Regions from separate parts of the Homo sapiens genome. Here region 2 is linked to region 1. A link is a loop called in an ENCODE intact Hi-C map of the cell type or tissue named here. Cell type or tissue: Calu3. All regions are shown on one strand. Links, peaks and the distances in the headings refer to the core of each region. The heading gives the core; the rest is flanking DNA.

Region 1 (15,696 bases), core at 1,198-9,197:
CCTGGCACACAGTGGAAACGTGCACTGAAGGGAACTAAATAGCCACCATGCCAACAGCTCCTCTCACCTTTCCTCAGCTGTGGCAGGAAAAGGGTGGCTATGTACCCTCCTTGGCTAGTTCCCAATTTACCCCCAGAAGGTCTGCTTGAGAGGCTCATGCTGTGAGGAGCCAGGACATTGGCCCCAGGGCCAGGTAAGTCCTGAAAATTCTCACCAAGCCTGAAAAGAATTGAGTCAATGAATCAGACTTTCAAAAGCTGGGCTTTAGCCTGACATTAAAAAGAAAAAAAACTGTTCTGGCAGGGCATTAGGAAAAAAATCAGGGCTACACCTCAGTTTTTCAGAGGCTGATAGATTTTTAGAACAGTCTTGGAGGTCTGGTTTCCCATATCAAAAGGTTGTTTGGTTGGTTGGTTTTTCTGTTCAAGCATAAGAGTGCAGTGGGGGCCTCTCCTGAGCCCTTGAGAAGAGCCTGGCCGTAGGATTCAAACCCCCAGGTCAGAAGCACAACATGGTGAAGGAGAGGAGGAGATTTTCCCCACTTTAAGAAATTACCTCAGAATCTGCTGGAGCTCGGGGGAAGGAGAATAACTCCATGAACCCCAAAATATACTCTTCATGCCCCCACCACTACCCCAACATACACACACACACACACACACACACACACACACACACACACACAGCATAGTTACCAGCCACCCAGGCCTTCTCCCCTCAGCCCGTAGCAGGAGCATTCACTCTACTATGTGTGGGTTTTTTTTGTTTTTAATGAAAAAGTTTAAAGAGCTAGGATACCAGACGGCTGATGGTTTTCCTGGCTTGGAATCTTCTAAAGAGCAGAGTGTCCATACCCGCTCCTCTCCACCGTCAAAACAAACAGCAATTGTACCCACAAACAAGACTATCTCTGACAATGCATTCACACAATTGGGAGCATGGGATGCTCACCAACAAGATGATCCCACAACCCATTCCCTTTACCTATCCATGCAGGGGGCTCAATGCCAGATGCCCAAGTATGATCCCCCGGACATACCTGCCATTTTATTTCTTCCTTCCCTGGCCACAAGTAACAACTACTTAGAACGATATGGTGTCCTTTCAGACATAACAAAAAGATTGGTTTTTGTTCTTGTCCCATTTGAATGAGTTGTGGCTGCTGCTCTAGACAGAGGAGGTAGGGGAACCAGGCTGGGATGCAGGAATTCTTCTCAGCAGCACACAGGGCCTGTCTCCCTCCATCCCTCCACCCGCGCTGGTGCACCTCCCCCCACCCCCAGACCTCTATACATCTAGCAAGGGAAAGAGCCCAGTGCCCAAGATGCCCTCCCTGTCCTCTCGGTTTTCAGCCAGACCTGCAAGAAAGCACCCTGGCTCAGACCTATGCCCCACATGACGCCCCCTAACGGGACTTCATACTGGGACCAGGGCTTCAAAGAAAAGACCCTGGTTTAATAATTCAGCTTGCGCGAATGCTATTTAGTAGCCATGGCAACCAGTTCCCTGACATCTAGTTGTAGGCAAGATGTGGTTGGAAAGGGAAAGAGAAAGTGAGAAAGAGGAAAAGGTAGAGGGGAAAGGAAAAGAAAGAAACCCAGCTGAGTTGTCATCTAAACTTTCCCTGCTTTCACTCCACACCATAATCCTGACAGTGAGACGCCAGTGAATCTCAGCCAGCCGTGCTTTTACCTAGCTTTCTTCCCTCCATCTCTGACTTTGCTCTCGCCCTACGTGTCTCCCTCTGTCTCCTCTTTCTGCAACCCACTGGAAGCTGGAGATCTAGTTTCCTCACTCAGCATTCCAACTAAACACCTTTGGGACTCTGGCAAATTATTTAGCCTTTCTTTGCCTCCATTTTCTTATCTTTAAAATGAGGGGCTTGTGGATGTCTGCTCTGGTTCCCTCTGGCCCTAACAATGCATGATTCTGTGGTCCTCTCTCTGTCTCGCCATCTCCCGACCATCCAGCTTTTCCTCTCTGCCCATCTGTCTCTGTCTCTCCCTCCCTCTGCGTGTTTGTTTGCTTCCTGTACTTCTCCATCTCTCTCTCTCTCCCCCCGAACCCCTCAGTTTTTATCTCTCATGAATACCATTTGCCATGAGGTTTCACCTGTGAAGCAGTTATGTTTCTAACAAATACTTCATTCCCCCTTGCTGGAAAGCATCCCATTACCTCCCTTTACCCAGATAATTCCCCTTCACCCTTTAGATTACTGATCAGACATCAGCTCTTCTAATAAACCTCCCTGCTCCCCAAAACAGGGCTAGTGCCCCTCTTAGAAGCTCCCATAGTGTCCTGGGTTAACCCCTATTGGATCTTATCTCACTGTATAGTACTATAACTGCCTTTTTATTTGTTGGCACTTTGACTAGCGTGTGAGCTCACTAAGGGCAAAAAGAGTGCCTTCTTCATTGCCGTATCTCCAGAATCTACCATTTGGAATGAACTTAAAAAGTAGATATATGAAAATGTAAATAAACTAAAGCCACAGGTTTCTGAATCATTGCTTGTTAAACACTCAAGACATGCCCTGGAAGGAGCACAGGGTAGGAAGCCTGGGCAGGAGCACCCCCCCCCCGTACTATAGCAGAGAGAGGGAAGGAGACCTCCTCCTCCCTGGACTGTTTTGAGGAGGTGGGGGGCCAAGAGCAAGGGTATCTTTCAGACATTCTGGGTGGACAACCCAGCTCCTGAAGGAAATGAGGATGGGCAACAGCAGGAATGGGGAAAGTGATCAATGCCAAGTGGGTGGTTCTCTTCAGCCCATCTCTGGGGTTGCCCTGGTGCCATTTGGGCAAACCTAAAAGGTAACTTTACACATCCAGTGCTAGGAATTCCTTTCATGGTGTCAGAGCTACAAGCAACTGCCTAACATCCAATGTCTCCCAGCCTTTTAGCCTGGCCCTTTCTTCCTGGGAGCAGACGGAGGCTGGGATAGTGCTACCAGAGGCACATGGGCCATGTGGGCAGTGTTTCAAGCCGCTGCTGGGAGATGCCAATGTGGATTTCAGTCATCCAGGAAGCAGCTTGCTTTAAAAACAGAAAATAAAATATTCTTTTGGTAATCATCTTTTTATGGACAAATAAGACCTCTATACTTTAAAAACCCTCAGCTATAAATGTGAATGAAAGGCAAGAATTTAAAAGACAGGGTTTCTTCCCAATGCCTCCTAATGAATTCTCTTTCATTCATACATCACACAAAGCGGGAGGGACAGAGCTGGTAAACACACGTACACATAAGCCCTTATACTTGTGTGCACAGAGCTACCATTAAGTTGAGACAACCTCTAACACAGGGCCAGGTTTTGCATGGTGTGTGCCCCCCCGCCCCATTCATCACTCAGAAACGTAGGAATGCCTATCTGAAGTCCCAGTCTTCATATAGCCACCCCCCCCACACACAAATAATTCTTAATCCAGACGGAGCTGCCTTACACTCAAAGATCTGCCAAGTGACACACAGTCTTCTTGATATTGTGCACATACTGAGTGACATATTTCATTAGCAGATGTTCATGAGTTGTCCCTACCACCCCCTCCCCAAGTGCAACATTCACATATCCCTCATGCAATACGCAGCTAGCCCCAAGCTTAAGAAAAAAGGATGAGGTTTAAAGCAGGAAGCTAGAAAAGAGAAAAAATACAAAAAGACCAGCACATACCCTGAAAAAAGACACTGCTTTGTAAAAATGATACCCCCAAACCTGGATTTACATCCGCATTAGATTGTTTGAGAAGTTCGATATGGATCCACACTGAGTTTCCCCATTCCACAGGAATATAACTCCCAGCCGGTAAAAAATTCAATCCTGTACCCTTTTGTGCAATAGAAACCTGACATGGGAAAAAAATAAGTTAAAAGCCTTCCTACATGCCCAAACCCTGCCACCACATTACCCTCCACTAAACCGAAGTTGCACGTCCTCTCCCACGTTCTAACCATCTTTGAGTGCAGCACCCAAACATTGGGACAAATCTGCACTCTTTCACCACCTCTGAGAACAGAACCGGAAAGCATGGCAGCAAATGCCCATACTAATTCCATGTGATATACACACAACGCAAACTGTCAAGTATCACACAAACACACCCCTCATACACAATAACTGAAACATAGGCATATGCACACATACGCATACATACATACTGCCCTCTTGAGGCATGCGTGTGTGTGTGTGTGTGTGTGTGTGTGTGTGTGTGTGTGTGTTGTGTGTGTATTTTGCTCGGAGACTGGTGATGCTTTGGATTATGAGGTTTCCATGGTTACCTTCTGCAGCGAGAACTGGGGTAATTGAACTCTTGGGGTTCACCATTCAACAGATGCTGCTTGCTCACTCCTGCATGCTCTCTCGCTCACTTGCTTGCTCTGTCTGCAATTCATCACCATCATTTTTAGTTACAGTTTCAAGTCGAGTATATTGTAATAGAGTCGTACCCTTCCTAGGGCTCTGGCTGTACCTTGGAAAGAGATAAAATTCTGAAATGGAAAACTCTGACTTCAACAGATGGGTTACCCTGGAAAAGTCTCAGGCTAATTAAGGTCTAGGAGCAGCCAAGATCATATACACCCATCCCCTCTCCTCTATGCAAGAAAGACAACCACCCTATAATGGGAAAGAAAAACCATATTTACTAATTCATAAGAATCTCCGAGAGAATAAAATCTAAGGGCCCAGACCAGCATAAGCCCACAGGAATGGGGACAGGGCTCCAACACTGGTATCTCCTCTCCACTCCATGTCCCTTCCCAGGGGACCTTTAAATGGTTATTGCCTTAGTCAGTTCAGGCTGCTATAACAAAGTACCATGGACTGGGTGGCTTATAAACAACAGAAATTTATTTCTTACAGCCATGGAGGCTGGAAGTCTAAGAACAGCATGCTAGCAAAGTCAGGCAACCAAGCTTGTCAGCACCTTGATCTCAGACATCTAGCCTCCAGAAGTGTGAGAAAATAAATTTCAATTGTCTAAGCCACCCAATCTGTGGCACTTTGTTATGGTGTCCTGAGACAAAACTGCAGAAGGTACACCAAAGCGAGACCCTGAGGAACGGCTCCCAAGCAGTGCTCCAGGCTAAGGCTCTGGAGTCAGATGCCAGGCTCACTGCCAGAGCAGCCACTAAGCAAACAACACGTGGGTTTGGGCAAGTGATTTAACCTTTCTAGGCCTCGGTTTTCTTGTCTGTATAATGTGGATAATAGCAATACCTTTCTCATAGGGTGATTGCAAGGATTAAAGGAGATGATGCCTGTCAAGAACATAGTACATAGAAAATATTCAATAAACATTATAATAAAAACAAGCCAAGCAATTTTTTAAATGGAGATTTTTTTAAATGGGCTGGAATTGAGTCAGGTGCCTTGGTTGGTCTTGCCTGAAGACAACGAAATAGGGAAGATAACTTCCCATGCACCCTCCTAACACTGCAATTACACAGAAGTCTGAGTACCACCTCCCTACCTTTCAGGGAAGGTTGCAAATTTTAATCCTGAAAATCCACACATATTGACTATTTTAGAAAAAGTAACCATAGTTTTCCAAAACCATCACAGTCTGTGAACTGTTTTGCCACAGGTGCCTTCATGCCTCTCTAACAGCCCACCTGAGGCTTTTCTAGTTTTCATTTTCCCATCCCTGTTTACACATCATTCCTGAGAGATCTCTGACAGGTCTCCACTCTGAGGACAACTGATCTGAATCATTATTTATTCTGTCCCTGTGGGATGTTTAGAGTAAAAGGAGGGGGAAGTGGGAGAGTTCATCTTTGGCACCAGACTAGAACAAGCAGGAATGCATTTCCATTGATCAGGAAGGGATGGTCCTGGACTACAGCAGGCAGTGCTCCCAGCAGCCTCTGCCCGAGCCCCATGGATGCTCTGGTGATGACTCACCAAATGTCCCTTCACTTTCCATTACCTAGGACCACAGGCAGCCTTGTCGGTTGCCCTCCTTGGGCCTTTGATCTGGTTGCTGCTGGGTCTGTTCTGCAATATTTCTATTGTTCTGCCCTCAGGAACCATGGCTGGACACCCAGGCCTATGGTTCTTGGGACTCTGGTCATACCCAGAATTTCATGAGGCTGTATTTGCTTGAGGGAAAGGCCAAGACCAAGGAAATAACATTTAGTTCCACATCTCCAGGGAACGCAGACAATGGTGGTCTGTCTATTCAGAGAGCCTAATGGTACACAACTTGCCAAGGCCCAGAATTCTCAAGCAAAGACCACATGAGTCATCAGAGAAAGAAAGTGGCTCATGCCTGTAATCCCAGTACTTTGGGAGGCCAAGGAAGGCGAATCACAAAGTCAGGAGTTCAAGACCAGCCTGGCCAACATGGTGACACCCCTTCTCTACTAAAAATACAAAAAATTAGCTGGGCGTAGTGGTGGGCACCTGTAATCCCAGCTACTCAGAAGGCTGAGGCAGGAAAATCACTTGAATCCGGGAGGCAGATATCGCAGTGAGCCAAGATCGCACCACTGCACTCCAGCCCAGGCAACAGAGTGACACACCATCTTAAAAAAAAAAAAAAAAAAGGAAAGAAAAGATATTCTCATCCCAAGCCCATGCTGTATCCTAGAGGCAGGTCTAACAGCAGGTACAACTGATTAGACAATGTACTGCTTCCTCAGCATGTGCCAACCCTGTCCTCCCAGGTGGATACCCTAAAAATGTTGTCACACATAGAAAGGTGGCCATTTAGAATCTCTCTCTTTCCAAGTCCAGGGAGATAAGGGACAGAAGAGACAGGGAGAAAACAGAAAACAATAAAGGCACAGAACCTTTGCACAAAGGAAGTCCTCTTCAGTTGTCAAGGTTAAAGACAAGTGCCTCCTTCCTCCTTCACCACACTGAGATATCAATGTCATTGGCATATTTCTGAAGAGCATATTTGGGAAGGAAAAAAGGAAAAGCACATATATTTAGACAGGTGAACCTACCTCCTTCTACACCAGAAGCTGGTAGGTTTTGAGGCACCCATTAGCTTTCTCTTCTCAGAAAACATACTAATAGTCCAACCATCATAAGAGGAAGGTTTGGGCATCTCTCCCATCAAAACCTTGCGTAGTCCCTGACAAGCTCTGCAGGTGTCATTAAGCACTCATATTGGCTTCATTGTTACTTTGCTGGCTTTATTGGGTCCACCATCCTTCCCCATGCATCTGTTATGTTACCCATTTAACAAAAGGTGAGAAAAGAAACCACAGTCTTATTAGCCCCCAGATTGCCCTCATTTTACCTCCTCAGGTGCTGAATCCTACCATTTCCCAGGACTTTTCGTATACAAGCTTGAGTCAGTTTCTACAAAGTGAGCAAACTTCTAGCCTGGCCAAATGGATTTAATTCTGCAAATAAAAATTTCATAAGCATATTTAATCCAAATATTTCAGACCTGAGCTTCCTTCTCTCCTCATCTTTGAGACACACAGGCCTTCATACTAGAATGGATGGCAGGATCTTCACACCCTCTCTGCATATCTGATGCCCCAGGTCTCTCTGAAGATCTGATGACCAAGCCAACATAAAATATATATAACATAAAACTCACCCTTTTAATCATTTTAAAGTATACAATTCGTGGCATTAAGTACATTCACATCGTTCAACCATCACCACCCTCCACCTACAGAACTTCCATCTTCCCCAACAGAAACTCTGTACCTATTAAACCATTACTCCATTCCCCCTGTCCCCAGCCCCTGGCAACCACAATTCCACTTTCTGTCTCTATGGATTTGACTACTCTACGTACCTCATGTTAAGTGGATTCATACAGTATTTTTCATCCCACACATATCCCTTGTGTCTGATTTATTTCACTCACCATAATGTTTTCAAGGTTCATTCATGTTGTAGCATGTGTAAGAATTTCCCTCCTTTTTAAGACTGAATACTAATCCATTGGATGTACATACCACATTTTGCTCATCCAATCATCTTTCAATGAACATTTGGATTGTTTCCACCTTTTGGCCATTGTGAATAATGCTGTAGTGAACATTGAGGTCCTAGTGTCTATATAAGTCCCTGCTTTCCATTCTTTTGGGGATATACCCAGAAGTGGAATTGCTGGGTCATATGGTAATTCCACATTTAACTTTTTGAGGAACTGCCAAACTGTTACCACATTCTCTTTTAAAAGGACCTCATCATGTAGATAAACCTTTCCCAGGGACGATGAATAACAAAAACCTGTCACCAAGAATTCCAAATAGCAGCTGGCCCTGGGGATTGCTTGTCTTAATGTCTTCAGTCCTCCAGCCCTCCCTGTGTCCACACTCTTTGCTGTGTAAAACTGGCAGCTCCTCCCACAAGAAGGCAGGGAACCGTCCCTGGCCTTTGAAGCTGGGCTCAGCCATGTAACTTGCTTTGGCCCAAGGGATGCAGCAGACACGAGAAAGCAGGGGCTTGAGGTGTGCTTGCACATTAGGGCTGTCTCACCTGCCCCTGTGACTCCACCATGGAAGGAACATGCCCAGCTTGGCCCACCAGTCCCAGGAGGAGCAGGAGGGATGCATGAAGAAGAGCTATGCCACCACTGTAGCCTGAAGGAAAGCTGCCCCAGCTCACCTGCTGGTCCCTGAGAATAAATGATCGTTGTTTTAAGCCTCTGAGTTTTGGGGTGGTTTGAGCTGATGGCACAGTAACAGGCCCACTTACTGTTTGTCCTAAATATAGGTGAGAATGAGATTTCTGGAGAATGAGATTGTTTGATAAATGGTAGCAAATTCTCGTTGGCTTCAGGATTTTTTTCTAACTGGAATCTGCCCTCACCTGAATTAAAAGCCGGGCATCCCCTTTGTCTCACAGCTGTCTAGGATTGCCTCGGCGGTCCTCTTGGGCTGTTTTTGGGCTGACGTTGTAATCAAGCTTTGTGAGTACGAAACCCAGCCTGTGAAAGTGCCTTAGCTCTGCATAAAATGGGGCGTACCAAACGGAACCAGAAATCAAGTAGCTCATCATAAAACTGTGATTAGCTGGCCCACTTGCAGTTCCTAAGACAAGCCCTACAACACAGTCATGGCCCGGCAGAGCCATCATCAGCGAAGATCTGATCTCGGCTGAGCAGCTTCTAAAACACAGTTCTGTCTGTCCCCTCCAAATTAACCAGTCTCAGGGGATAGTTCACATAAGCCAAAGTTTCCAGAGACTGAGAAACTAGAATGCCGGTTTATTAATTTACTCAGGGAGTTATTCTTTCCGAGGCCTGAAGTAATGTACTCAAATTCTCCAGCCAGCTTACCTCCTTCCTATCAGTGTATCTGCAAGACCACATGAGTCCTCGGAAGGCTGCTTGGTAAGCACAGAGGCATAACCAGGGAAGGAGGACAGAGTCGGTACAGTCTCTCTGGGCCATGGAAAATCCTAATAAGTGCTCCCACCCAAAAACAGAGCTTACAATTGAACCTTTCCATAATGTAGACATATTTCAAAACATCATGTTGTGCATCACAAATACAATTTGTTAGTTTTTTTAAAAAGACTTTTTTGTAAATAGAGCTCAATTCTAGGGACCAAATATTGTAAGAACTGGCCCTCTAACCAAATCAGTACTGTCTTGATAGAAGTAAAAAATAATAATAATATAATAAATGAGGCACAAAGCATTATACAAACATACCACATTATCATTTTATTATTATTTCTATTATTATATGTTTATAATAGTAAATGTGAGCAGTGCCATGGAGGTGGAAGCATACCAAACTGTGAAGACTCAGATTCTAATCACAATTTTGCTATCAAATTACTGCATGACCTTAGGAAACTGACTACGGCACTCTGGGCCTTGGTTTTCTCATGTGTAAGGTGAGTGAGTTGAACCAGGTGGGCATCAAAGACAAGACATTATGACTTGATGAGTCCGTGGGCAGCATGGACGATAAGTGCTAGGACTTCAGTGGAGGGAGAAATCAGTGAGGACTATTCACAAGATGGATCAGGAGAAAAGGCCTATGGAACATAACAAGGCTGATAGCACTCCCAGCAAGACAATGTAAATAGTATATCCTGTTAGGTCAGGAAACAAACTGATGGACACAGAATGTCTAAAAACCATCTGTGACTAGAATAACAATAATGTAACACTCGTTGCTGATCTAGAGACACCCTGCTTAGAAAATTCCTTGGTCTCACAGAACCTTCCGGGAGAAAAAGTCAGGCTGACATTTTGTGTACAGGATGAGACTAAAGTGCCACTCTTATTCAGTGCTGTGTTCTTACTTCATTGATGTTAAATTTTAATTTCAATTAAAATGCCAGGATCATGCCCCAGGATTTAACTTGGTTAAATCCTGTTGAAATAGCCATATTTGCTTTCTTGATAATCCTCATCTTGGCTTTAAGCCCCTCTACTTAAATTGAAATCTTCAGACACACAGGTCCATCATTTACTTGTTTCTTTTAAAGATTTACTCCTAATATTCTGCACTGCAAACTTGGAGCCCTCGACTCTTAAAATTGCTCTGTGACCACCTACAGTGAAATTTACAGACATAAATTCACAGACATTATTTTCTACTGCAAACCCAGAGCTCTGAGCTGTCAAAATGTGTTCCTGGTTTCAAGTTCAAACCAATTTTACTCTAATAACATGTCCTATGTTAGGCACTGATAGGTAGATAAATTGTTCAAGAAATGGGATCCAGCCCTGAAAATTATTACAGACTGATAGAGAAGACAGGACATGTACATATGAAATTATTAGAGGACAAAACAGGGGATAACATAGTCCACAAATACTCAGTTCTTGGAGAGATTTTTTAAGTGAGATTATTGACAATCTCAAAAGGCTTTATGAAAGAAATGGTATATTTGAAAGAGACTACAACTTAGTGTGAAAGTTACACGAGAGGCAGAAAATATGGCAGGATCCAGTGATTGCATTTCCCAGGATTCAGGGAACAGACCTCCATTTTTGATCCCTTTTCCCTGTGCTTTTGTAGACACAATATTCCCCCGCTGGAGGTAAGGTGGTCCTCTTGCTGTCAGACTGAAGGGCAATCTCATATATGGGAGATTTAAGAAGATGTTGCCATCTCAACTCTACACCTGCTCTGCAGACTGGGATGCTTGCTGAGCACAGTCCTGTGGGCTCATAGATGGGAGATGTGACACCTGACACTGCCCTGATTCCATCTAGCTCCAAGTGGCTAGCAGTGGCCATAGTGAGGCTCAGAACCTAAGAGGCAGAAAATTCTCCTATGGAGAAGTACTCATCATTAAAACGTGAGCTTCACCATCAGCCTCAACCCAGAAAAGGCAGGCTTTGCTATAGGGGAGTAGAGAAATCACTGTTGAAGGATTATTAGGATCAAAACTAATCCCATCTGGGCCTGCTCCAGAGACTGGACTTCCTCCTGAACTTGACACTTTCAACATTTTTTAAAGTACAGGTTGAGGATCCTTAATGCAAAAATGCAAAATCTAAAATACTCCAAAATCTGAAACTTTCTGAACACTGACATGACACCACAAGTGGAAAATTCCACACCTGACACCTTTGCTTTCCAGCAGTTCAACGTACAGGAATTTTGTTTCATGGACAAAATTATTAAAGTATATTGTATAGAATTACCTTCAGGCTAGGTGTATATGAAACATAAATAAATTTCATATTTAGACTTAGGTCCCATCCCCAAGATATCTCATTATGTATATGCAAATATTCCAAAATCTGAAAATATCCAAAATCCGAAACACTTCTGGTCCCGTGGATTTCAGATAAGGGATACTCAACCTGTACTAAGAGAAGTTCCGCTTCTGGTATAAAAGAGTGAACTCTTGCCAAGTCAAACAGCATCTATAAACTCTTAGAAAATAAATACAACAAAAAGTTACCTGAGAACTCTAAGGACTGAAACAAAGGCAGGCATATTTTGGAGGTGAGTGAAATTCGAAGCAAGTGGCCAGGCTGGAGTGAGTTCCTTGCTTATTGTGGCTTTACCCTGAGGGAGACCACATTTGCAGCAACACTGGTGCGGAACGGCTTAAATTCTGGTAAAAAGTCCATCATCTTTCTAACCAGAGGAACCAGGACAACCAAAGCTTCTGGAAAATAAGAGTAAACCCCAGAAAGAAGAGAACAAGAACAAGAGAATCTCAAATTGTATGTATAGACCTAGCCCAAGTCTCTGACTGACTTCTGAATCACACATACATGGAACAAACTGAAAGCAGCTGACTGACTGCTGTGACTTCAAGAACTGACCAGAGATCTGAGCCACTACCTAACACAGGCACAAGAGTTGGCATTCTGAGTCTAAATCAAGTTAATTGTCTGCTAAAACAAAATGTCAACACTCCTTGGAGAAATATAACAGAATGCAGAGTCTTTACAACATAATATTCACAGTGTCCAGGCTACGATCCAAAATTATTCAACAAATAAGACTCAGGAAGATGTGAGCCATTCTCAAGGGAAAAAAATAATCAACATGATGCCAACCCTGAGATGACCCAGATGTTAGGATTCTCAGGTGAGGAATTTAAAGCAATTTTATACAGTATAACTATGCTCAGTGAGGTAAAGGAACATATGCTTGTAATGAATTAAGAGGTAGGGAATATCTGCAATGAAATAGACATGATTGTTTACGTAGAAAGTTTTATAGGAAACTATAAAACAGTTGTTAGAACTTATTAACAAATTTAGCAAGGTTGTAAGATACAAGGTCTATATACAAAAAGTAATTCCACTTTTATACTTAGTAGCAAACAACTAGAAAATAATTATTTAATATTAAATGTGGATTTATTAGTAAGACTCTGACTAAATTATTACAAGGGAGAACACATAAGAATATGAAAAGTAGTGTGTTAAAGCTATGTGACAATTTCCATGTGATACAACAATTAAAAAATAGAAGGATGTTGGAAAGAATATGTGAAGAATAAAATAAGCTCACTGATTGCCTTATAGGAATTTATTGGGAGTAAATGACTATTACTTCAAAATAGATTCAGTGAAAGAAAAGGGAGAGAAAAGAGGGGGTTATAGACAAACAAAAGAAACCAACAGACAAAAACCCAAATCCAGCATCTTACCAAATGGAAACAACCAAAGGTGTTTCTACAAAAGTCGGGAACAAGACAAGACAAGCACTATCTCTTCCTCTATTTAACATTGTGTTTAAATTAATCCAGTTGGATAAGAGAAAGAATCTAGAGGAATAAGAATTGAAATGACAGAGGTAAAGTCTATTTACATATAATATAATCTCAAAAATTGCAAAGAATCAATAGAAAAACTACCAAAATTATAAGAAAACTTAGTAAGGTAGCAAGAATTAAAATTATTATATGCAAAGAAACCCAATTCAAAGTCTAATGAAAGAGAAAACCTCATTTTACTATAGCAAAAATAAAATACCTAGGCCAAAACTTATATGAGGAAAACTACAAAACAACCTGGAAGAAACAAAAGTAGACTTGAATAAATGAAATGAGATATCATGTTTTTCAATCGGAAGACTTACCATCCTAAAAATTCCATTTTTTATGTCTTCTAAGTGTAATGCAATCTCAATAACAAATATCATCAAATAATTTTTTATCTTGAGTTAGACAAGTATAATATAAAGTTCATTTGTGGCCGGGAGCTGTGGCTCACACCTGTAATCCCAGAACTTTGGAAGGCTGAGGTGGGTGGATCACTTGAGCTCAGGAGTTTGAGATCAGCCTGGGCAACATGAAGAAACCCCGTCTCTATTAAAAATAAAAAAAAAAAAAATTGTCCTGGCATGGTGGCAGGCGCCTGTAATCCCAGCTATTCAGGAGGCTGAGGCAAGAGAATTGCTTGAACCCAGGAGGCGGAGGTTGCAGTAAGCTGAGATCGCACCATTGCACACCAGCCTGGGCAACATGAGCAAAACTCTCAAAAAAAAAAAAATGTAAGAACAAGCAAGAATCACCAGGAAAAATCTAAAAATTAAGAACAATGGTTTGAGGTGAGTGAGAGGGGAAGAGTAGTCCTGTTAGAATTCAACCCTACCATAAGTCTCCATAATTAAAATTCACTGGTATTGTCACATGAACAGAAAATAAAATCTGGAAAATGACCCCACTGTGTATGAACATTTAATATATGCTAAAGACAGCATCTCAAAGTACCAGAGGAAATGTAGACTTTCTACTAAGTCGTATAACTGTATAACCACATGGAAAAAGATAAGATCGGATCCATTACTATGCCAGAGGTTGCAATTTTTTGAATTTTTGCATGAGTGAAAAAGCAGACCTTGGCAATGACCTTGAGCAGTAGGATATAAATAACTCCCCCATGCTTAGCGTTCCAGTAATGGAACACTAGGCGTAAATGGGTTAACCTGTATTCCAGAATGAATTCCAAACAGATCTGAGATTTAAATATTAAAAAATGAAACCAACAAATATTTGGAGAAAACATGGGTGAGTTCCTCTATAATCTTGCAGTAGGAAAAACCTTCCTATGACTCAAACCCAGAAGCAATTTTAAAAATTGATAAATTTTATTACATACATTTTTTTAACTTTTGCATGGCAAAAAAAAAGAAAAAAGACAAATGGCAAAATAGGAAAAACTGTTCACAATTTATTCATAAACAAAAGGTTACTGTTCTTAATATATGAAGACCTTCTAAAAATAAAGAGGCCAAAACATTTTTAATTTAATATACAATATATAATAAAATGTAATGTATAATAAAGATATGAACTGATAGTTCATAGGAAAAAATGCAAATAGCTCCTAATATGAAAAGATGTTCATCCTCAGTCATAATAAGAGAAAAGCAAGTTAAAACTACACTGAGATATCATCTCTCACCAATTAAATTAGTAAAAACCTAATTTCAAAATCACATTCTGCTGGCAAATCTTGTGGGAAGGCAAAATGATATAACCTCCTGGGGATAAGAATTTAACAATATCTAGCAAACTTCTCAGAAAGTAAGACTTCTATATTCACGTCAAAGGAACTCAGGAGCCAACTTGAATAGTTTCCTGCTAGCCAAGGAAGGGGCAATTTGAGAACCATTAAGGAAAGTAACTACAGTTGATTGAAACACATTAAATTAGTTTAAATCTATGAATTCACTACAATATTTGTTTTAAAAAAATTTCATTGATTACCCTGGGAAATCAACTCATTCTTTTAAAAACTGTTAATAAAAAGAAAGAGTCAAGCATTTATTCTACTTTTCCTACACAAACTGATGAGGGAAAGTTGATGAACAAAAGTTTCCCTTTCAGTAGTATTTCAGCTAACAAACAAAAACAGACATGAGAAAACTAGGTTATGCTCATTTTGCATTTTCTAAGGAATTAAATATAAAGAATGACCATTAAGGGCTACTCACATCACAAGACAACTAGACGTCACATCCCCTCTGATGGAAGGACATGGTTCTACCTATAATGTAGTCTGGCCTCCCCTACATTGAACCTAAATCTGGTCAAACCTCCAGATCTAACTTCTAATTTACAGAGGAGACAGAGGAACATGTCAGGCACTATCACAAGGATGCAATCAACAAAACAGTTGTTAGAAATAAATAGACAAATGACTGAGTTTCTTTAAGAATAAAAAACCGCCAAAGACAAAAAGGAATAGAATGGGAACCTATAGGCTAAAAGAGATTTAAGAAATATGTTAACCAGTTGTAATGTATTGGGCCTCCTTTGGTTCCTGATGCAAAGTTTTCAAAAGGAA
Region 2 (15,696 bases), core at 3,604-11,603, 110 kb before region 1:
TGAGCTAGTGAGGTTAAGGGGCTGGAGTTGTTTAGTGAAAGCCACACAGCTAGTTAGTGAGAGAGGGGAGACCAAAACTCAGACTTCCCACCACCCTATCCAATCCTGTTGCCTCCTCACCCAACATACACATCAAATGTTTAATTCTGGAAGCATTTAAATGACATATTTGGTTTCTCTGTGGAAAATTGATGTTATTTTTATCTGATGTTCTGTACACTTGGAACAACCAAAGGATTTTTTTTCTCAATGTCCTTTGTTACTTTGAAAACTGTCTTTGTGAAAACATTTTTTTGTTATTTTATTTTATTTATTTATTTTTATTATACTTTAAGTTTTAGGGTACATGTGATTCAGTTGAAACGATACATGAATGAAAACATTAAAAAATTTTTTTATTAACAGACATGCCAGTGGACCTGGGTGCTTGATGTTACTTAACACAGGTATCATTTCCACTTTTTCCCTCTGCTCCAAGCCACAGGGAAACTCAGCCATTTCCAGGGCCCTTGGCTTCAGGAAGGTCTCTTGATAAAAATTAAACTAGATCCCACCATTTCATTTAGGGGCATATTCTTTGTTTGCATTGGTTTTGTGTTGAAATGATAATATTTTTGGTGCACTGAATTAAATCAGGCCAAGGAGGTATCATCAGAAGTTACTAGGTGGGCTGTAGGGAAAGTTCTTCCAAAGGGGGCTGACTCCAATATCAGGCTTCCTTTTGCCCTCAGGTCTGCCACTTGGTCGATCGGCGATGCAGGAAGCCACACTAAAGATGGCAGGGTGGGCAGACCCTGTTGACATCAGAGAAGTGCCCCACCAGGCCCAGGCTGCCTCCTCCTGACTTGCTGTAATGAGAAAAATAAAACTGCAATTTGTTCTTCAGGTCACTCTACTCCAAAAGTCAAATAAAATTTCTGATACAGGAGCCCTGTATCTCTTATCTGTCCATCACATAGAATGAAAGGGTTTTAGGAGAAGACTATTTTAAAATGCAGGAATTTGCCCAAATCTCTGATTTGACCCAGTCAAAATCCTTGTACTAAAGAATCCTGCAGAATGCCAGGCAAAGCAGGCTCCATGCAACTGCAGAGACCTTCCTGAAACCAAGGGCCCTGGAAATGGCTGAGTTTCCCTGTGGCTTGGAGCAGAGGGAAAAAGTGGAAATGATACCTGTGTTAAGTAACATCAAGCACCCAGGTCCACTGGCATGTCTGTTAATATCCTGGACCAGGTCATGAAGGAAGTAGAAGCTACCCTACTTTTCTTTAACTTTTAACTGTCTGCAACCCAGATCAAGCCACCCAGCCAATCTCTGGCATCCATCACCCTGGAATATACCAATGCCATCTCAAAAGAACTCCTATTTTGGGAACCACCCTTTGAAAATGTCAAGAGCTGTGGGTGTCTTCAAAATGGTGAAATTACTTACCTCTGAGTTTCATGGTCAGTATATGTTGCCATCAAAACCGAGTCAAAACAGCTGGATAACCAAGACAGCATACACACTGCCACATCAAAACTCACTCCGCAATTTCAGCTTCTTACTTAAAGAAAACAACAACAATCTTCTATTGAAATTTACTTTAAAGCAGAGCTCCAATTTACCTTTTGTTTTACTTGCACAATTTGAATTCTTTTTTTTTTATTTTTTAAACATTTTTCCTAAAAAAAATTGAGAGGTATAATTCTTTGGAATATCATTTTTCTATTTCATATATGTAAAAGAAATCAATAAAATAAGTTATAGGAAAATTTGTTCCTGGTGTTATGCATGTGTGTGTGTTTCTAGAAATCTAATGTTATTATTGCAAAGCACATATTGTCCTATAGATGGTGAAAGTGAGGTTCAGGAAGGCTAAGTAACTTATGTAATATCAGACAGCTAAGAATTACTGGGTTCAAATCCAGATAATGCCCCCTCTACATCCAACTATCCCAGGACTCAGCCTCAGAGTCATAAGTTATGATCCAGTTGAGGGAGGAGAAAAGGAAAAACTAGTTGGGCAGACAGCTAAAGCTTGTCTTTGGTAAAATTCTTTCAAAATGAAAGACAGCCTGAAAAATCAAGCTACAGGCACAAATAGAGCAGCCTGGGGAAAACTCAGGCTGCAGCTGCACAGACAAGCAAGTAAGGCCCAACATAGCAGCCTTTGTTCTTGGTGTAATCAGTGGGCTCCCACAGAAAGGTTTCCTCCTCTTTTCGGGCATGTACACAGTGGGCTCCATGGGAACTTGCACAGGGAGGTGGGGGACCTACCCAAAACATAACCACAGTAACCCGAACAAGAGAAGCTGTGCTTTGTGCTTGCCTAAGGACATGCCCGCAGCTGCACAGATAAGGGGAATTACACAAACAGCTACAGAGATGAGGGGAGTTTCTTATAAAAGCTTTTGAATTCAACTGTAAAAAGGCAACCCTCTTTCGGGTCCCCTCTGTGGCAGAGGACTTTCTTCTTTTGCTTATTAAACTTTCGTTCTAACCTCACCCTTTGTCCACACTCCTTAATTTTTTTGGTCATGAAACGAAGAACTCCGGGTGATGCCTTACAACGAGAGACTGCTACATTGTGGTGCATTGGTAAGACTGTCACAGAATGAGCTCTGTCCCCTTACTGTATGTGCACAGAGATCCAGAACCTTTCAGAGATGTTCCAGTTGCCTTCTAACTGATCCAGAAAGGCAGCTTAGTCCCAGAAAAGAGTATGTAGAGGTCATCAGATGATCTCAGACAGTCTGCTGTGTCCCAAAAGGGAGATAGGGGGATTTGCTCCTGAAAAAGGCTGTGTCTGGCTGGGCAGGCCCCATGAGCACAAGGTACCTGCCCGCCCAGTTGCCATGGGTCTCAATCAATGGTTCTTAAACTAATCAATCACCTGAAGAGCTTGTAAAATATATACATCTATATACATCTTCCTGTTAAAACTTCACCTAAGATGAACTGATCTGAATCTTTGAGGGTTGGGGTCTAGACACCCATATTTTTTAAAAGCAGACTGGGAATGGGAAAGGCAGGGTCATTGGGCAGCTTACTGTGTAAATGGCTGTTCTGTCTTCCCGGCCACAGCCTGGGGGAAGCAGGACAGAGCCTAATAACAAACATGAGTAATAATCATACTAAGCACCTCACACACAACCCTGAATGCTGGTGTCCTCAGCCCCAGAAAGGTTAAGAGATGTGCCCAGGCTCCTGAGCAATAGACCCAGGCAAACTAATTCAAATGACTTTTCAGCTTCCACCAACTCTGCTGCCTGAAACTTCTTGAGAGGCGCCTGAGACAGCAGAGCTACGCATAGATGCTGGTGGAGATGAGGGCTCAAAGTAGGAAAGACTCAGAGCCTCCACTGTGTGGAGAGAGATTGGGCAGAGAGGCAGGCACCGCAACAGAGGAGCACCCTTGGGGAGCAAGTCCTGGCTGGTGTTCTAGATGGTTCTGGCTGCCCAGTATGGAGCAAACCAAAATAAGGACCACCTCTAATCCACATTAAAAAGGGCCCAGAGAGGTGAAGAGGCCTGGCCAAGGTCACGCAGCTTCCTATAGGTAGTTTCCTTTACAGAAACAATTCTTTTTTGTTTTTTTTAAGATGGAATCTCACTCTGTTGCCCAGGTTGGAGTGCAGTGTTGTGATCTCGGTTGACTGTAACCTCTGCTTCCCAGGTTCAAGCGATTCTCTTGCCTCAGCCTCCCAAATAGCTGGGATTACAGGCGTGTGCCACCATGCCCAGCTAATTTTTATATTTTTAGTAGAGATGGGGTTTCACCATATTGGCCAGGCTGGTCTTGAACTCCTGACCTCAAATGATCCACCCACTTCAACCTCCCAAAGTGCTGGGATTACAGGCATGAGCCACCGCACCCGGCCTCCTTTACAGCAACATTTCTTGAGCAACCCTATGTGAGCCTGGCCATGCACCAATGCCAGATTTAATGATATCCTTTCCAGGAGTGTGCATGTTATGAAAGAGGGCCATGGGTTAGAGTAATATTGATACGCAATCAGTCTTCCTGGGGTCAGTCCTCCCCATCAAAGGAACTTTGGTTTGAAAGCAGGCACCTCCCTGAGACAACTACACCCAACACAGCTTGGTGAGTGTCACTGTCCTGCAGCAGAACCAGAATCACAAACCCACCACTGGGGCCCAAGAGCAGCACACACCAACCATCACCACCACCTGGACACTAAAACTCCCATTCCTGCCCCCACTCCCAGCCTGTTTCTCTCCCCTACCCCACAGCAGGCACAAAGGGATCCCTGAAGGAACTTCTGAATTCACAAGCCTCTTGCAAGCGCCCCTCCACCCCACCCAGAAAGGCACCAGGGCTCTCCACTCTGTGCCGGATGCCCCTAGCTGAGCCACAGTGTCCCCAGAGCCTTGCCCTAGCTCTGGATAAAACCGAAGCTGTCAGCATGCTAATTAGGACCTTGAGAGGGTGGGCTCATGGACTGACAATTAATAACTCCATCTCTCTGTTTCCTGCTGGCATATTATTAATTCATCGGGCCTCTCCAGTGGGGCCAGAGAGATAACACAGACTGTGAAAGTTCACATTTCAATTTGAGGCTGAGATGCTGAGGAGGGGTGTTGAGAGAAGTGCCAGTCCTCCGGAGAGTGAGGGCATAGCGTGGGAAAGACTTGTCCACAGTCCCACTTCTAGGACTTGACCCTACAGAAATGAAAGTGCACATCCTAAAGGCATGTAGGGGAGGCTTACTACAGCACAGCTGGTAACTGCAAAGCAACTGGGAACATCCATTGATAGGGTTGCTGGAATAAACTGTGGTTCAGTCATGCTGAGGAATACTCTGCAGCGTGAAAGAGATGTTATGGACATCTTTCCAGAAATGGCCAAAGAAAGATGCACACCATATCCTGTAATTTTTAAAAACTAAAAGAATAAGAGCAAAACAAAGACCTATATGTGTAATATAATTTCATGTTCATCACAGAAAGAGGGAAGGGGAGGAGGGAGGGAGGGAGGGGGAATTTTTCCCAGCTTAAGTATAAACACAGGGGAAAGAAGCAACCATAACAGATGGCAGCTGGGGGAGGGGCTGAGATGAGAGAGGAGTTGAGATGGGGAGAGGTTGAGGTGGGGGAGGGGTTGAGATGGAGGAGGAGTTGAGATGGGGGAGGAGTTGCAATGGTAGAGGAGTTGAGGTGGGGGAAGGGTTGAAGTTGGAGAGGAGTTGAGGTGGGGGAGGGGTTGAAGTTGGGGAGGGGTTGAGATGGAGGAGGAGTTGAGGTAGAGAGCAGTTGAGATGGGGAAGTCTTGAGATGGGGAAGGGTTGAGGTGGGAGGGGTTAGGATGAGGAAGAGGCTGAGATGAGGGAGAAGTTGAGGTGGAGGGGGTTGAGATGGAGAAGGAATGAGGTGAGGAGGGGTTAAGATGGGGGAGGAGTTGAGATGGCGGTGGAATTGAGATGGGAGGGGTTGGGACGGGCAGGGGTAGAGATAGGGAAGGAGTTGAGATGAGTGAGGTTGAGATGGGGCAGAGGTTGAGATGGGTGAGGGTTGAGATGGGTGTGGTGAGATGGGTAGAGTTCAGATGAGGTAGGCTTGAGATGGGGAGAGGGTGAAATAGGGAGGCGTTGAGATGAGTGTGGTTGAGATGTTGAAGGGTCAAGTTGGGGAGACACTGAGATGGAGAGGGGTTGAGTTGTGAAGGGGTTGAGATAGGAAGGGATTGAGTAAGGAAGGGGTTGAGTTGTGAAGGGGTTGAGATGGGAAGGGGTAGAGATGTGAAGAAGCTGAGGTGGGAAGGGGCTGAGATGGGAAAGGGTTGAGATGGGAAGGGGTTGAGTTGTGAAGGGGTTGAGATGGGCAGCGGTTGAGCTGTGAAGGGTTGAGATGGGAAGGGGTTGAGTTGTGAAGGGGTTGAGATGTGAAGGGGTTGAGTTGTGAAGGGGTTGACATGTGAAGGGGTTTAGATGGGAAGGAGTTGAGATGGGAAGGGGTTGAAATAGGAAGGGGTTGAGTTGTGAAGGGGTTGAGATTGACAGGGGTTGAGACGGGAAGGGGCTGAGTTGTGAAGGGGTTGAGATGGGAAGGGGTTGAGATGGGAAGGGGTTGAGTTGTGAAGGGGTTGAATTGTAAAGGGGTAGAGATGGGAAGGGGTTGAGATGGGAAGGGGTTGAGTTGGGAAGGGGTTGAGATGGGAAGGGATTGAGTTGTGAAGGGGTTAAGTTGTGAAGTGGTTGAGATGGGAAGGGGTTCTGTTGTTAAGGGGTTGAGTTGTGAAGGGGTTGAGACAGGAAGGGGTTGAGTTTTGAAGGGAATGAGATGGGAAGGGGTTGAGTTGTGATGGGGCCATGATGGGAATGGGGTTGAGTTGTGAAGGGGTTGAGTTGTGAAGTGGCTGAGATGGGAAGCGGTTGAGATGGGAAGGGGTTGAGATGAGCTGGGTTGAGTTAGGGAAGGGTTCAGATGAGGAGGAGTTTAATTGATAAGGGTTGACATAGGAAGGGCTTGAGACGGATAGTGGCTGAAATGGGGAGGACTTGAGATGGAGAGAGGTTGGGTTGAGGAAGGGTTGAGATGGGGTAGGACTGGGTTGGGGAATTGTTGAGATGGAGTGACAGGAGGGGGATGCAGTTAGACCTGACCACCTGACCCCAGTGCACCCAAGCTGGGTGTGTCCAGCCAACACTGTCTCCACACCAGGAGCACTGTCCCCAGAACTGACCACTGGTCTGTCCTACTCCAAGAGCAGAAAGAGAATTTACTGAATTCCTCTGTTTTCTTTATAAATTTGGGAAGGGTTGCAGGTTCCTCATCACCTGATCAGCAGGCAGTAATGCTGCCTTTTTAGAACAGCAGTGAGGCTGAGTAGTGGGATGTGAGCACAGCTGCAGAGGGTCTGCAAGGAGGTCCCCAGGAGAGGCGGGGGCAGGGACAGAGGGGAAAGGGGGACAAGCCCTCTTCCTCACTCACACGCCAACCCTGCATGCCTTCATTCCCTCCCTGCTACAGGCTTCGAGAGAAAAAGAGGAAGAGAAAGATGGTTAAAGGAGCTAAAAGCAGAAGAGAAGAGAAGGAGGACAGTGTGGCTGGGGTATGAGCGGCTGAGGTGGGGTCCTCAGAAGGGTGCCCCACGCCCACCTCCTTCTCTGCGCCTCAGCCTTCTCACCTGCACCTTCAATGAGAAGTTATGTGCGATTAATTTTAAAGGTCTTTTCATCGGTGCCTGGAATTCTATAGGTGTCTAACTCTGCTTGGGGTCGGGGGGGGGAGCGGGGGTGTACAGCAATTTCATAAATATTTTTTTCAGCCAAAAAGGCCAAAGCGAATTCCTCCAATTATGTTCACCTCCTCCACAATGAGCACTTCCTTTTCTGCACGTGTCTTCACCCATCCCCTCACATCCAAGAGGAAAACGCCTTTGGCTCATTTGCAGCCATGGGTCCAGGCAAGCCCTTAAAGATGGCAAGGGGTTGCCAGTGGTCAGGGAGGGGGAAGGCCCTGGACTGCGGTGGGAGTCTCGGGGCGCTCATCGTGCCCTGCCAAGGCCCTTCTCCTCCTGGCTTCGCTTTCCTTTCTTGTGATGTGAGTGCTGACCACCAGGCTGCCCCAGCCCCTCCAGCTACACAGCGGAAAGCATCCCAGTGAGACTGCGGCTGCAATACACAGAAACAACCACTTGGGGGCACCATAAAAGAAGAAAAAATATCTCTTCTGAAAAAGAGGGAAAACAAATTGAGCAGCTGGCGCTAGAGGGCGCCGCTTTTCCCATTTTCTTCAAAAAGGTGGCTGGGGGCAGAATTTCCGAATCTTGACATGTTCAGAAGACTGAAGAGCCTCCTTCTACAGATATGGCCATGGGAGCAGAGTGGAGGCAGCCCAGCGCAAGGGCAGGGTGGGAGAGAGGGGACTGATTCACCTGAGCCTCCAAACAGGGAGGAGACTCTGATGGTACCACAAAAGGAAGCACAGAACGGGCCGATCCGGCTTGAGCACCAGGCTGCAGAGTCTTGGGGGAGAGTCCTCCCCCAAGGCCTGCCTTAGAAGGGAAGAACTGGGACAACAGATCTCCCCCAGCCCTTGCTCCCAGCACTGTGCTCTGGAAAAGATGGAAACCCTCTGCTTTCTCTCAGGGCATCCAATGGCTTCAGAAAGAGAAAGGGAGTGGCAGAGAGGTTATGCATTCGTTCTCTGCAAGAGATGAGAGTCGCCAGGCACTTAGCAGGGGGCCAGTCCCCCTCCTTCCCAGTACAGGACCCTCCTTGTCACAGGCGGTCTCCACTGCAAGCACAGAAAACCGCGCTGCTCGCGCACCACCTTGTTTATTCTCAAACCCAGTTCTCTAGGGAAGCATTTCTAGAACTGCGGAAGGTTGAAGGGAAAGGCGAGTCACCAGAGACCAGATCTAGAAACAGCCTCTTTTTTCTAATCCCGGGAGGACAGGTAAGGAAAATTCAAGGGTGTGTGCTGAAGTTCCCCAAAGGATCATCTTAAAGCAAATCTCTAGAAATCACCCAAATTGTGTCAGTTCCTAAGGGAAGCCCAATTCTCTGGATTCTCTGCACCTTCCTGCTCTGCTCAGAATTCCAAGAAAGCAGGGCATGTGCTCCGGTCTCTTCTTGGCTGGTGGTTTTCAAACTTGCTGTTGGTTAGTGATAACCCAGTGTGTTGAAGGCTCATGATTTCTGTGTTCCACTGGCATATGTTTTGGTTTCTGCAACCCTGTTATACTACAGCCCTAGGATCCTGAAATGCCTCGTCTCTGAGTGAGAAGGTTGGATTTTGCAGACCTGCAAACTCAGGTGCCTTCAGGACCAAGTCAGTCCTCTAATAGCCCTAAGGCAGTAGGGAATGGTGGGGAATACAGTGACCTGGAGACTTCCTGCCCCCTCTAAAAACATACACATTTAAATAAAATTAAAATATCCGATAATTCAACAAAGCACTCATATATAAGAACAAATTCTGCCATGCACCCTTTTGGCAATAGTGGTTCCACAGATTCCTGTATTCTAACAACCCGAGTGATGTCTGATGCTGGCAGCAGGTGGCAGCATGTGGACTGAGGTCTCCACTTAGTCTCACTAGATCTGCAGGAGGCTGGCCGCCTTTCAAAAGGCCAGCAAAAAAAAAAAAAAAATTGGCCCAATGGCCCTTAAATTCACCCATAAAGCTTCAAGGTTGAGACAGGTGTTGCCTTACAGAATATGTTGCTGATGCTGAATGCGGTGTGAATGCCAGTGAGACTGTTGTTTGAATGTGATCACCCCTACTAAGTCAGCATAGCTGCAGGGCACATGAGACAGAAGTGGGTGGGACTTGCAGGACTGGTTCCTCCTACCTTGTCACTCACCACAGTCCACTGACCTTCACATAAAGCACCAGCAGTCACCCAGGCTCTCAGGACCCCAGCTTCCTCACCTGTAAATGAAGCAGCTAGACCAGATGAATAATAATAATGATCATAATAATGGCTCATATGCACTGACTGTTGACCTTGTGCCAGGCACTGTGCATTCCCTCCTGTAGTCTCCCACATGCTGCTGTGGTCCGTTGATGTATACAGCTGATCCCAAGCCTAACTACAACCTCTGCACCTTGGGCTTCGGCAAACCTCTGATGCCTGTCAGTTTGAGATAATGACTTCTTGATCTGTACATATAAACATTGTTGTAGGGATGAGGCTGATGATGAAGGCACATGCGATAGATGTTTTTACGTAATTTGGATATGAACCTTTTTTATAGGGGTTGGCTAAGGTAGTAATGATGGGTAAGATTAAGGGGATTAGGGTTATTATGGTAGTGGAAAAATACATGTTTGCTACTTTTATTTGGAGTTGCATCAATGTTTTTGGTTCCTAAGACCAACGGATGACTCTAATCCTTTCAAAGTTGAGAAAGCCATGTTGCTAGGCATGGGGGCATGAGTTAGCAGTTCTTGTACACTTTCTCGGTAGACAAGAAGTTGCAGGCTTCTATTGTTAGATTCACAATCTAATGTTTTGGTTAAACTATAAGTGATAGCAAGTGACAGGCTCCTGAAGGTGAGGAACCAGACATCAAGGAGAAAAACAACCAAGCATCGGACTAAGTACTTTACATGCTGTTTTTCCTTCATAACAATTCAAAAAGGTTGCTGTACTCATCCACAATCTAGCAAAAGAGCAAAATGAGGCCCACAAAGGTTGGATATCTTACCCAAAGTCAAATAAGACATGGCTCTGTGGTGATCAAACAATAGCTTGAAGGAGGACAGTTCTCATACAACCTGTAAGTTAACCAACCTGTGTTTTACAGCTCATGAATCTCCACACCCCAGGGGCTGACCCTGGTCTAGACCTAGAGCCAGTGGTGTCCTGAGCTTCCTGGACTAGACCGTTTGGTATGGCTAGGGCTATCAGAGGCCAGGTGAACACATAGATCGTAACTATAACCATAGCCACTGTTACGGAACATTCATAAATATTCATTCACAAATAATTACTGAGGGCCCATATGTCAGCATTGCCCTCAGCACTGGGGATATGGAGTGAACGAGGCAGTCAAATCACTGATCTCACGGCACCAACATTCTTGTGGGGGTTGGTGGTCAACTGCATAGGTGATATGGCACAGTGACCAGGTGTCTATTTTAGACTGTGTGATGAAGGACAGCCTCTCTGAGGAAGTATCATTTGAGCTAAGGTCCAAATGGCAAGAATGAACCAACCCTGTTGAGATCTGGAGAAATATTCCAGGCAACGGCAGGAGCCAGGGTAGAGACATAAACAGGCATAGCCTAAATAAAAGGCGAGTGGGCAGGAGCACAGGGAACAAGGGAGAGAGTAGATGAGGCCAGGAGTTAAGCAAAGCTCAGGTCGGATAGGGCTTTATGAGCCAGCAAAAAGAGTTCATATTGTCCCTGCCTGTTGTGTCAATAGATCACATTCTCTTATTCTAGGGAAACAAAGATGCAAAGACACGTTAGCAGGCCATTGCAATGGTCCAAAGGATAGTGGCTTGGAAGAGATTGGTAGCAGTGGGGATGGAGAAGTGTTTGGACTTGGGATATGTTTGGGAGATGTTATTGACAGGGCTTACCACTGATCAGAAGTGAGGAAAAATGGAGAGAAATAAAAGATAATGAGAATATTTGGCTCGGACAACTGGAGAAATAGTGGTGCCATTTACTGAGATAAGGAAAAATGAGGGGCCAGACAGGATCAGAAGAGGATCAGGAGTTTTGTTCTAGCCACATTATGTTTTAGAAGCTGATTAGATAGACAACAGTGCAGAGATGCCAGACAAGCATTTGGCTTCAAGAGTCAAGGGTTCTTTGGAAATTTACATTTGAGAGTCATCTGCAGATATGTGGACCTGGTGAGGTCACCCAGGGAGGCTGTAGGCAGAGAAGAGGCCCAGAATAACCCTGGTGCTCATCAACATTTTGAGGACCCCCCACCAGACTATATGATCTAATAAATGTGGTCAAACTTTGCAACAGGCTTGCAAGGTAGGTATTATTTCTCTCCTCTACTCAAAAAATGCGGAGGTTACAAAGTGCCCAAGCCCACAATTTACAAGTAGCATTGCAAGAATTCAAGCATGAACTGAGTTCCCGTCATTTACCCAGTGCTGTGCCAGTTACTGTAGGGACACCAGTGAGTAGGATGGCTCAGTAGAACAAACATGGGCTTCGGAATTAGAGGACCTGGAGTGAATCCTCACTGGCTCTGTGATACTGGGCAGGTAACTTAACCTTATCAAGCCTCAGTTTCCCAATATGAAAAATCATGTTGTTGCTGTTGTTGTTGTTGTTTTTCATCTGCAAATGTCTACTGAGTGCCTATTATGTGCCCAACACAGTACTAAGTAAAGGAGACACAATGGGGAGCAGACAGACTTCTCTGCTTACAATCTAGTGGGGGACACAGACATGTAAACAGGCAATTACAATGTAGTGTGCTAAGTACTATGATTATGGAAATACCCCCTCCCTCTTTATAGAGTAAGTCATACCAACCTACGCAGACTTTAAAGTTACACATAATTTCCTTTCTTCCAGACCCATATGCAATAATAGTGCCATACAAAATGTTTCTGTTCTTCATCATGGTACCTATTATTTCCATTAGAATAAATAATACATGCAAATCACCTACCATATAGCCAGTGCTCAATAAATGGTGGCAGTCATTATCAAGACATAGGTTTTTGACCTAGTACCACCTCTAACTTCGGAGCTCATTTTTCTCTCCTGTAAATTATAAATAATAACAGCTAATTCATGAGGTCATTGTGAGGCTCAGATGAGATCATATGTATGAAAAATGTTTTAAGCTGGAGAGAACTATATTAAAGTATTAGTAAAACATTGTGACATGCCCACTTGCTAAAGTTATAAAACTTAGTACACAATAAACACTTGGTGCTAACCAAGAGGTCCTCATCACCTGAAAAGTGGGCCTGAGGAAACCTTTAAATAGGTTCTTAGGAAAACAACATTCTGTACAAGAAAATCTGCTTCATCTGAAATCACCTAAAGTACTCCTTCTCCCATCAGCATTTGGCTTACCCAGCCAAAGACAAAAAAAAAATGCAGGAGACCTCCCAGGTTGGTTTCTAGTCTGTTTCACTATCACCAGGGTCCTGACTCAGTGTCTAGGAGACAGGATTTGTAAAGCTGGTGGTATGTGTCCCAGGCTTTCACCTGTATAAGCAGTGGACAGGGCCTTGGGAGGAGCAAGATGCTGTCAGGGCTGCCCACAGAGAACCCTGCCTGATTTCCCACTACAGTAAATCCAAGCCCTGGGAAAGGACCAGGCTGCCCCTGTCCTAGAGCCAAAGGGATCCTGTCTAAAGAACATAAGTCAGGAGAAGCTGAAAGGCAGGAGACAGAAGGGAGGAAAAATTTCCATCTCTACAAAGTGCATGCAGATCCTGGGCAGCCCTGAAGTGGGGCAGAGAACAGACTCCCCACTTCCACTGCTGACTATTCAACTGGAGGACTCTGCAGTCAGCAACCTGTACAACCACACAGTGGACACAGGGAACTCAGCTGCCTCCTTCCCTGGAACTTAGCTGATTAGAATGGATATCAATTCCCCTCAATATGTTTACTTCATCATTCTTTCAGCAAACACTTATTGTGAGTCAACTGCACACTAGGCACTGTTTTGGACCCTGAAGGTAAGACAAAGGCCCTGCTTTCAAGAAGCTTGCACTCCAGTGCAAAATATCTGTGCTTGTATGTATGTGTGTGTGTTTGTGTGTCCGTTGGGGAAACAATAAGGGCTATGATGAAAAATAAAGCAAAATAAAGAGGGAAAGAGAGTGACAATGGGGGAATGCTATTTAAATAGGGTGATCAGGAAGTTCTCTCTGAGCAGAAACCTAAATGAAATGAGAGAGGAGCCATCCTGATAAATGGGAAAAGCATTCTAGGCAAAGGGACCAGCAAAAGGCAGAGGCCTGATGTGGGAGGTCTGAGTACATTCAAGGCATAACAAGGGACCAGTGTAGCCAGTGCAGAATGAGTTAAGGGGAAAGATGAAGAAATCAAACCAAAGACATTCATGCATCTTTAGGAGGCTGGCTGGGCAGGGGGAAGAGGGAGAAGATGGAAATCATGCACTGAGCTAAGGACTGATATGAAATATTTCTTAAGACTCTTGGACAGAAACTACTTGTTCTACCTTTCTAAATCCTTTGTGAATCAAAAAAGAAAAAGTAAGGATCTTTAGCTGCAGTTGGGGAAACAGAGTCTAGCAGGGAGGGGCAGAGGCAGGGAGGCTCATTAAGAGGTGGTTGACATTATGATCTTGGGCAAGTGACTTAAACTCTCTATCCCCCAAGTGCAAAAATGGGGACAATAATGGTAATAATGGTACCAGCTTCAATCAATTATTACATGGATAAATTAATTAATATTTATAAAGTACCTAGAATAGTGCTGGGCATCTAGTATCATATACGTGTGTGGAATAAAAATAATAAAAGGTGCTTGGACCAGGGAGACAGCAGCAGAGGTGGTGAATGGTGATCTGATACATTTTGAGGGGGGAGACACTGGGGATTGGCAAGAATTGAGTGTCAATGTGAGAATCAAAATGACTTCAACATTTCTGGCCCCAGCAACAGAAAAAATGTAGGTTTAATGAAAGAGAAAACTACAAGAGAAGCAGGTTTGGAGAGAAATCAATATTTTGATGTTAGACATGTTCAGCTTGAGATGTCGATGGATGTACAAGTAAAGATGGTGAATAAGTGGGTGGTATCTTAAATTCAGGGAAGAGGTCCTGAGTACAGACACCAATTTAGAGGTCAGCAGTATACGATGCTAACCAAAGGTCTGGGACTGGGCAAGAGCACTAGGAAGTAAGCACTGGTGAGAAGAGAACAGGCTGAGGACCAAGCCCTGGGACATCCAGTGTTTAGTAAGGATTGGGAAAAGGAAGTGGAAACTAGCAAGAGATTGAGAAGCAACCCACAACATAGGAGGAGAACCAAGAGTGGGTATCGTAAAAGCCATGTGACAAAACACTTTCACCTGTACTCCTAGCTCAGGAGGCTGAGGCAGGAGGATTACTTGAGGCCAAGAGTTTGAGATCAGTCTGGGCAACACGGCAAAATCCTGTCTCTAAAAAAACATAAAATATAAAAAATAAGGACAAAAGAGTTTCAAGAAAGAGGAAGTGATCAAATGTTGCTGCTAGGTCAAGGAAGATGGACACGAAGGAACACCCATTGGATTCTGCCTTGGGAAGGCCAATGTCACCATGTCAACAGCTGTTTGTTTGCCTGGGACAAAGACCTGATTGGAATGGGTTCCAGAGAAAATTGTAAGAAAAAAAAATGGAGACAGAATAAACAAAGGGGCTCATTTTTCTCTACATGGGCAACAGACTCCACATGGAACTTGAGGGGTGGTCAGTCCACAGTAACAGAAGGTAAAGGCCTGGTACCAGGGACCAGATGCAGCAGGCGGTCAGTGCAGTGGATGGAGCCTGTACATGCCTCTCCTGATTGCTGCTATTTTCCCAGTGAAGTAGGAAGGCAATTGTAGTCATGAGCTAGGAGCGAGCTGGCAGGAAATGATGGGATTTGAGAGTTAAGGGAAAAGCATGTGAAATAATCTCTAGAGGAGTGTGAGAGTGAATAGAAAAGGGAAAAGTAGTAAGATTTCTGGGCAGGACTAAGGGCCAACTGGAGGTGGCAGTCATCAATTCACAGTGAGGTCAATCGGCGTGGTTGTGACTTTTTCTATAGCTATGGTCACCTGCCCATATGTACATGAAGAATAGGGGAAAGTGGGATTTAGCAGGGCTGAAGTCTTGCCAGACAAGGTATAACAAAGCAGCAGAGGGACAACAAAGTTGAGGGTGAAAATAAGGAGATTATAATGATGGTGAAGCATGAAGTACACTAGAAACCAACTTGAGCTCCAGCATTCTTGCCCTTTGTGGATGATTCATTCTATCTTAGAAGTTGGTAGAAGAAAGAGCTTGAGAGGGTAGGAGGAGACTTCAAGTGAAAGGTCACTATTTTATCTGGAAAATATGTTTGGTGCTTATGATGGAGTTCAGTTTGATAAGATGGGAAATGGTGACATGACTGGGGAAGGGGATAGTGAAAAGGTAATAGGATCAGTGTCTTGTGGATGCAGTAAGATTAAAGAATCTTGGGAACTGAGCACTAGAGGGAGTGGAGAGAAAAGAGGGGGTGATCACACAGTGGGATGCTTGAAACCGAGAT

What was found. A loop is a pair of places that touch in the nucleus more often than their neighbours do. Peaks named below come from ENCODE experiments on the same cell type or tissue, not always from the same donor. Only the 100,000 strongest peaks of a DNase experiment are listed, where the experiment ranks them.
Region 2: a loop joins it to region 1, with 2.2 times the contacts of the local background. A loop is called at or near these places in 10 of 110 quality-filtered maps.

What each region holds. Positions count from the first base shown.
Region 1 is chr1:181,300,936-181,316,631 of GRCh38, reverse strand. It overlaps LOC107985454 (a long non-coding RNA gene), which reads right to left and starts at 7,419. Exons shown (of 3, transcript XR_001737809.1): 1 at 7,246-7,419; 2 at 6,788-6,884; 3 at 4,304-4,376. RefSeq lists an enhancer at 7,911-8,411. In Calu3, for the core only: no CTCF peak of the experiment used is centred there; a DNase peak (open chromatin) is centred at 5,901.
Region 2 is chr1:181,417,068-181,432,763 of GRCh38, reverse strand. LOC107985232 (a long non-coding RNA gene) reads right to left here and starts at 13,023. Exons shown (of 3, transcript XR_001738319.2): 1 at 9,329-13,023; 2 at 1,433-1,547; 3 at 375-848. It also overlaps a transcript of CACNA1E not described here. RefSeq lists enhancers at 2,183-2,462, 7,902-7,991, 8,971-9,020. In Calu3, for the core only: CTCF peaks have their summits at 7,678 (motif pointing right) and 8,973 (motif pointing right); DNase peaks (open chromatin) are centred at 7,673 and 9,013.